Linked DNA regions of Homo sapiens: region 2 is linked to region 1. A link is a contact called in ENCODE Hi-C or POLR2A ChIA-PET data. All regions are on one chromosome and are shown on one strand. Each heading gives the region's core, a stretch centred on a gene start or an enhancer-like site at or near the end of the contact. The rest is flanking DNA. Distances are from core to core; before and after follow the strand shown. Region 1 has its middle 38 kb from the start of LINC02777. Region 2 has its middle 15 kb from the start of LINC01358.

Region 1 (3,619 bases), core at 429-2,928:
GCAGTTTGCAAAGCAATTTCCCATTCATGATCTTATTTCACAACAACTCTTCAAAAATAGCAACTCATTTATTCATTCGTTCATTAACTCATTCACTGACGCTGTGTCAGGCACTGTTATAGGCACTGGAATGCAGGTGCAAACAGAACAGACAACTATGCCTGCCTTTGTGGAGCTTACATTCCTACAGGAGGGATCACCATGTCTATTTTACAGATGGGCAGACAGAGGTTAGCTCTGGGAGGCTAAGCAACCTGGACAAGGTCACAGAGCTTACAGGTAAAAGACCCCCCAATCAGGATGAGGGATGACTGATTCCAAGTAGAGGGAAGACATTTTTCACTGCGGTTACCTCAGGGATTGTGGGCTTATCCATGAGGTGTCTTCTGTCTCTCTTTCTCTCTCTCTAAGTTAACAACAAATAAAAGGAAACTTGGCAGAAATCCACACCCTGGGACTACCTTGGAACTCCTTTCCTTGTCTGATGTGTGTGTTTAACAAAGATGTGAGAAATACCTGCCAGGTCTCTTCGTGCTGGAGCCAAGAAGACAGAAGCCACCCAGCATTGTGAGCACGTCTGCTTGTGTGCAAACCCGCAGGCATTTTTAGCAACTTTGGGGAACATAAAGAAAGCTGTTGGTTTTGTTTGCACATATTTTTTGCCTCTGCAGAAGGCTTCTCACCAAGCGGCAGCCTCAGAGTTGCCTTCTATTTGATCTTAAGACACACAGAGTCATTACAGCTCACTAGCTGAGCTACAGTTGGCAAACTGCTTAACCTGCTCTTACTTCTGTTGTTGGGAAAACGAATCTGATGATAAAAGTCTCTGCCTCTCAGAGTGGCTGTGGGAATTAAATTCAGAAATGCCAGCCTGCCTGTGAGGCTTTGAGACTGGAAGGAGGCAGCTTGGGGAGGAGAAGGCCTTGTTAGAATCTGAAGGAGCTGGGATTCCAGTCCATCAGCTGCAGAACCTTTGGCAGGTAACTTAATCACCTTCACTCCTCCAGCTTCAGTTTCCTTCATCAATGGGAATATTAGTACATATCCCAAAGGCTTGTTATGAATGTCAGCAATAATGGATATATAGTGTCCAGCACTGAGCCTCCATGTAATTATTGTCTAGTAAATGGCATGTGGTGTGCATTATCGTCATCATTATTGTTATTTGTATGTGGGTGGTAAGGTCAAAAAGGATTTTAGAAATTTGAGGCTAAATATGTTGAGCCAAGTATTATGTCTTATGTATGCCTGTATACCTGATGCTCAAAACTCTACCCAGCAGCTGGCAACTGCTCAGTAAAGTTTGAAGAACTGGATTAGATGAAGGAGGAGGAGACCAAGTCCCTCAAAGTGGTTAGCTCAGGCTTGAACAAGAACATGTGTTTACCACATATTTACCATGTGGCACACCTTTGTCTTTACTTGTGTTTGCTCCTCATAGAGACTCACAAGGCAGGTATCATTATTATCCACAGTTTACAAATTAGGAAACGGACACTAAGTCAACAAATGACCTGCTCAAGGTCACACTGTTAGTGGGTAGCAGAGCGAGGGCCGGAACCCAAGAGAGTCTGACTTCTGAGTCCACACTCTTAATAACCTCTGCCCTGCACTGCCAGGAAGGGTTCTGGTTTGAGGTTTCCTCTTATTCTAACCTAGTTGATTTCCTGGCCCTCTGGTTGTTTTTGATGTTCTATGCCAGCAGGAAGAGCAAACCTTCTCTCCCCATAGCAGCTAAGTAAGTGATCTGCATGGCCAGCCCATGTTACTGTTTTGGTGTATTTGTGTTCTAATTTTCCCCCATAACAGTAGGCACTGGGAATGAAAAAGGAGACAGCCATCACCTATCTATCCCCCAGGAGGGGATAACCTCCTGGGCAGTCCCATCTCCCCGGAAGCAGATGTTACTTCCTGCCACCACAGGGCACAGGGGTTCCTACCCATGCCCCTCTCCTGGGAAGCATGCCCTGGAACATAGAGCTGAAGGAGAGGACAGACTGGGTGAACCTGCCCCAGAGACCCCCTAACCAGGGGCTGGGAATGAGGAGATGCCAAATCCCACCTCTGCTCCTAACTCTGCAGCTGCTTCATTTAGGATATCACAGTGGATGTTTCCAACAGCCTTCTGTGCCGTCTCATGTCTAGCTGTAGAATCATGTCTCCTCAGTGCAGAGAGGGGAAGAGGCTTGCCCCCAATCACACAACAGTCCTGGTGGAGGAACCAGGACTGCCGTTTTTGTCATTCCCAGGCGCACGACCCTTGTATAGTGTGATACCAGAGATGGAGATCAAATGCCAAAGGAGTTGTTTTAAGGACTATATCAGTTCTGTTTTGGAGTGGCACGAAAACATGGCAGCTCAGAGTTCCATTTCTAAAGTCAGAGCAGCTGGAGTCTGAATTTCAGCACTGCCCCTAGTTTAGGGACCTTGGGCAAGTCACATAATGTCAGCAAGCCTCCAAGTGGAGGAACTGGTACCCCTGCCTCACAGGCTGCTATGAGGATTAGTTAATTGAGTTCATACAAGGCCCTTAGCCTACTTCTTGGCAAACAGAGAGAGGTCCAAACATATTAGCTTTATTTCTTCCTTAATTCTCCAAACATGTATTAGATAGTAAAATGGGCATTTTACAATATTTCATTCAATATTCACAACAAGACTCTAAGGAATTAAGATATCCACTGAATAGATGAGTAAACACAATGTTTGAAAGGTTGAGTGACTCCTCCAAGGTCTTTTAGTTAGTAATTGGAGGTCTGAATTCTCTGACTCGAGTCCTTATTTTCTATGCTAGTTCATGGAGGCATTTTGTGTTGTTTCATTGTTTTGTTTTGTTTTAACACAAGGTTGGGGTAGATGAACTAATATTATCTTGCAAGTTGACATAAAATGCCCATGTGTGAGATTCCTGTTATTAACTCCCATAGTGCCTGCCTTCTATCTCTCCAAGCTTGGTGCACTTAGCATCTGCCTCATTAAAAATGTATATTCCAAGGCCCTGTCTCCAGATCCACTGAACCAGAGTTTCTGGGTGCAGAGCTGTTTACCAAGCTCTCCAGATGTTTCCAAAGTACTCTTAAGTTTGAGAACCACTTCCTTTGGGAGTCAATAATCCAATAAGCACTGATTGACTGGAAGAGGGAAGACAGTTTTCAAAAAGCAAAAGTCAAACAGATAGCAAGCTTGAAAAGCCATCTTATGTGTCAGTATCAGGTATGACCGGGAGGGACAGGGGAGAAAAGGACCCAGGATGCTGAGAGCCAGCAGAGCTAGTGATCCCCAGTTGCCCCAGGTGTAGTGTCAATAGGGAGTTCAGGCTGAGAGTAGTAAATATCCATCAAGGTAGTTTAGCAACGCTGCCAGGGGTATTCCCAGGGGCAAGGAAAACATCATGTTACCAGGTCTCATGGCAGGTGATAGGAAAGAGCCAGGAAGGAAGGCAGCAGGGACCAAATTCGAGCTTCTGGGAAACTGGCTGGAGGAAAAGGTAGGTACTGGGGCTCTGACAGAGTCCTGGTTTCCATAATAGAGATTTAAGAAGATCATCTTCATCAGGCAAAAGACCAGCTTGCAAGTCCAAGGCACAAAGTCAGAGGGGAGCTAACAATAGGGAGAACTT
Region 2 (3,626 bases), core at 669-3,168, 64 kb before region 1:
AAAAAAAATGCATTTGAAGCCCCAAGTACACAGTAGGTACTCAATAAATGGTAATTGGTATCGGGTAAGTTCTCAGCATGACTAGTTATGATCAAGAAAAAGAAGGCTCATGCAGCGCGGACTTGGAAGTGGGATTTGATGAAGGGACAACAATTTATAGGGATAGGGACAGAGCTAAGGAAACCAATGAGAGATGCTGAAGCACTCAGAGACTTGCAACACCAGGGAACCATTGCTACCCTGAATCTGCAAGGACAGGAAGAGGGTGAGATGTTGCTGAAGCCATGGAGGAGGGGCTGCTGGCAGGAACTACGGTTGCAGAGGAACCCGGCCACTGGCAGACCCTGGCACAGAAGCAGGGAAAGAGCTGGAGGAAATTCCCAACCTCTTTCTCCTCCCACCCTTTAATCTCTTGCCGATGCCTACCACTGGCTAAACCCAACTGGAAGATAGGAGGCAAAGGAGTCCCCCGAGGCAATCAGGGGCATTAACCTCTCTATGGCACAGTGCAGATGGCACAGTGCAGACCAGAGAACAGATCTGGTTGGGAAGGGGGTACAAATGGAGAATCACCAGGTCAGAGAGAATTTATTGTGATTCACATATTGGCTAGTATTAGTCCACCCAAACCATGAATAAATCTCCTGCAAAAATCCTAAAGTGCTGACTGTGATCACATCACTTCAGGTGTAAAAAAGCACATTGGACTCTAGTGCCTAAAGAAATGAGCTCCCTTCTCACCAGGCATCCCGGCCCAGGCCCTCTCTCCCAGCTCATCTCCTGCTTCTCCCCTTCTTACATTCTCTGGAATGCACATGCCCTGTCATGCTTCCCTGCTTTCCACTTACAGTTCTGTTTGAAACTTTCGACGGGTGAAAATCCTCACCAATCCTCTGCCCCCATCTTCCTCTGATTGGCCAACTTCTCATCCTGCAACAATCAGTCCAGTCATCACCTTCTCTGTGAAACATACCTAGCCAGTCCTTCTCTGTGTTCCCATACCTCTAGAAGCAGCAGAGAGTTATAAGCAGGGCTATTCCTGGTTGCCCTAGTTTCTAGCTGCATTGTGTGCTTGCCACTTAATACTCTTGGTGAGTCATTATCGTCATCTATAAAGTGGGCTGATAATAGTGCCCACCACATAGGGTTTGCCTAGGGAAAAAATAAGTCCATATATACAAATCAATTAAAGCAATGCCTGGCATATAGTAAGTATGTAGTAAGAATAAATATTGGCTAACTTAGTTTTATTTTTTTATTACCGTTTTGTCATAGTACTTAACTCACTGTAGTATAATTCAAGGTTTATTTTATTCCACCATTGATTCTGTGAGCAACTCAAGGTTAGAGTCTATGTGTGTATTCCCAATGCCTGGCATAGTGTTTGACACATAGTAGGTGCTCAGTAAATGTTGAATGAGTGAATGAATTAATAAATGAATACATGAATGATATGAGGACTCAAAGTGAGTTTTTGGAATCTGGTTTGAGTTTTCATGTGAACCACACTATATGCCTTTTCTCAAGAATTTGAACAGTGAAGAAGTCAGGTCTAAAAACATTAAGCCCCTGAAGACTGAGATGGGGCCACCCAGCAGGACAACTCTCCTGTAGGCCTAGTTTGGGTGGAACCCTGCCCTGAGCAGCCAGCCAGTTTCTAATCTAATTGTGTGATAAAAGAAACACCTCCTCCACCCTTCACACTTCCTCCTCCCACATTAGAAACCAAGAGTAATGATCTGCATTTGTGCCAGAGCCCCAGCCATCACTGGGGAAGACACACATGTTCCCCTGTTCAGGCAAAATCATCCTTAGGACATGCCAGGGTGGAGGGGTCTGATCAGATAATCCAGGGTTCTGGGATGTTCCAGGGGTCAACTCAGTCCTGAGAGCAGGTGTGTGCTTGGGGAGTGGAGGACACAGAACCTCTGCTCTAGGCCCTCAGCATCTGGACACACTTCTGGACTTCTAGTACTCCTTCCTCACTTCCATTGACTCATTTACTCTCTTACCTGTTTCCTCCCATCACATCCCATCATATTCAGTTAAGATAAAAGGCAAAATCCTGTACAGCCCTGCATGATCTGCCCCCTGGCAACACCTCAGCCCTCATTTCCTCTGCCATCCCCCTCTCTTACCTACAGCAGGTGAGCAAACCCCTTAGCTGGTTTTGGCTGAGCAAACACACTTGCTATTTCCTTGCTTGGAAGTTTCTTGCCTTAGGCATCCTCTTGGCTCTATCCTTCTCCTCATTCATTCATTAGCTCTTTTATTTAACAGACAATTAAACGTTTTTGTTAAATTTTAAATTTTTACTTTTAATTGTTGAAAAATGGACATAAAACTTACTATGTTAACCATATTTAGGTGTGCAATTCAGTGGAGTTAAGTTCATTCACACTGTTGTGCAACCATCATCACCATCCATCCCCAGAACATTCTTCATCTTCCAAAACTGAAACTCCATACTCATTAAACAATAACTCTCCATTTCTCCTTTTCCCCAGCTCCTCACAACCACCATTCTGCTTCCTGTTTCTATGAACTTGACTACTCTAGGCTCCTCATAGGAGTGGAATTATACAGTATTTGCCCCCTTTGTAACTGGCTTATTTTACTTAATATGATGTCCTCAAGGTTCATCCATGCGGTGACATATCTCAGAATTTCCTTCGTTTTTAAGGCTGAATAATATTTCATTGTATGTATAGGCCACATTTTGTTTATCCATTCATCTGTTAATGGACACTTGAGTAGCTTCCACCTTTTTTCCATTATAAATAATACTTCTATGAATGTGGGTGTACAAATATCTGTTCAAGTCCCTACTCTCATTTCTTTGGGGTATACACCCAGAAGTAGTATTGTTGAATCATATGGTAATCCAATATTTTTTGATAAACTACCATACTGTTTTGTTCTGTAATTGCACCATGTCACATTTCCACCAGTAAGGCACAAGAATTCCAATTTCTCTACATCTTCATTAACACTTGTTATTTTCTGTTATTGTTCTTTTTGATGGTAGTTATTCTATTCTAATGACTGTGACATGGCATCTCATGGTGGTTTTTAACAGACTATTTTTTGAGCACCTACTATGATCCAGGTCTAAACTGAATGATTGTCAGAGCATGCAAGTAAAATCTAGTCCCTGCCTGCCAGGAAGGGAGAGGGCAGAAAAATAAACCAGAAGTGAACCATATGTGAAACTGAGCCCCTTACTGATATTCTCTCATTTGATCCTTACAATCTCCCTAAGGTGGGTGTAATTATCCCATTTTAGTGAAGAAACCAATATTCTCCAAAGTTCAGTAACTTGCATTCTGGTCATAGAACTAATATATGTGACCCAACTGAAAACACATGTTTTTGAGACTTAAAAGCTCTTTTGTCTATGACAGTTGTTCTCAAATATTTTTTTTAATTTAACTGAGCAGAAAAATATAAAAATAATTTCGAGGCATCGATAGAGTGTTGCCAACTTTTTATTTGGCAAAATGAGAACATTGGAAATCAATTAATTTATGATCTAATGCCACTATCCCTGCATAAAAAGAAATTTTAACCACATACCCTTTGGAAAAACACACACACACACACATGCATGATAAAAGAAAGTTTAT

What was found. Hi-C counts contacts between places; a loop is a spot of excess contacts on that map. ChIA-PET counts read pairs that join two places held with the same protein, here RNA polymerase II (POLR2A). Pooled maps may share reads with other maps.
Region 2: a loop to region 1 is called in a map of CD8-positive, alpha-beta T cell, with 2.6 times the contacts of the local background. The contact joins two enhancer-like sites. A Hi-C loop is called at or near these places in 1 of 168 maps with a recorded cell type or tissue (CD8-positive, alpha-beta T cell) and 6 of 50 pooled maps. POLR2A ChIA-PET finds 5 or more read pairs at or near these places in 1 of 52 experiments (PC-9).

The regions. Positions count from the first base shown.
Region 1 is chr1:58,939,955-58,943,573 of GRCh38, reverse strand. No RefSeq gene overlaps it. Among named protein-coding and RNA genes, the nearest start is that of LINC02777, 38 kb to the right of the region's middle. Within about 2 kb of position 1,678, at least 5 of the 41 ENCODE cell types and tissues checked have a DNase peak (open chromatin) inside an H3K27ac peak, as active enhancers do; they include CD8-positive, alpha-beta T cell, where a contact is called at or near this core.
Region 2 is chr1:59,003,788-59,007,413 of GRCh38, reverse strand. No RefSeq gene overlaps it. Among named protein-coding and RNA genes, the nearest start is that of LINC01358, 15 kb to the left of the region's middle. RefSeq lists an enhancer at 1,791-1,990. Within about 2 kb of position 1,918, at least 2 of the 41 ENCODE cell types and tissues checked have a DNase peak (open chromatin) inside an H3K27ac peak, as active enhancers do; they include CD8-positive, alpha-beta T cell, where a contact is called at or near this core.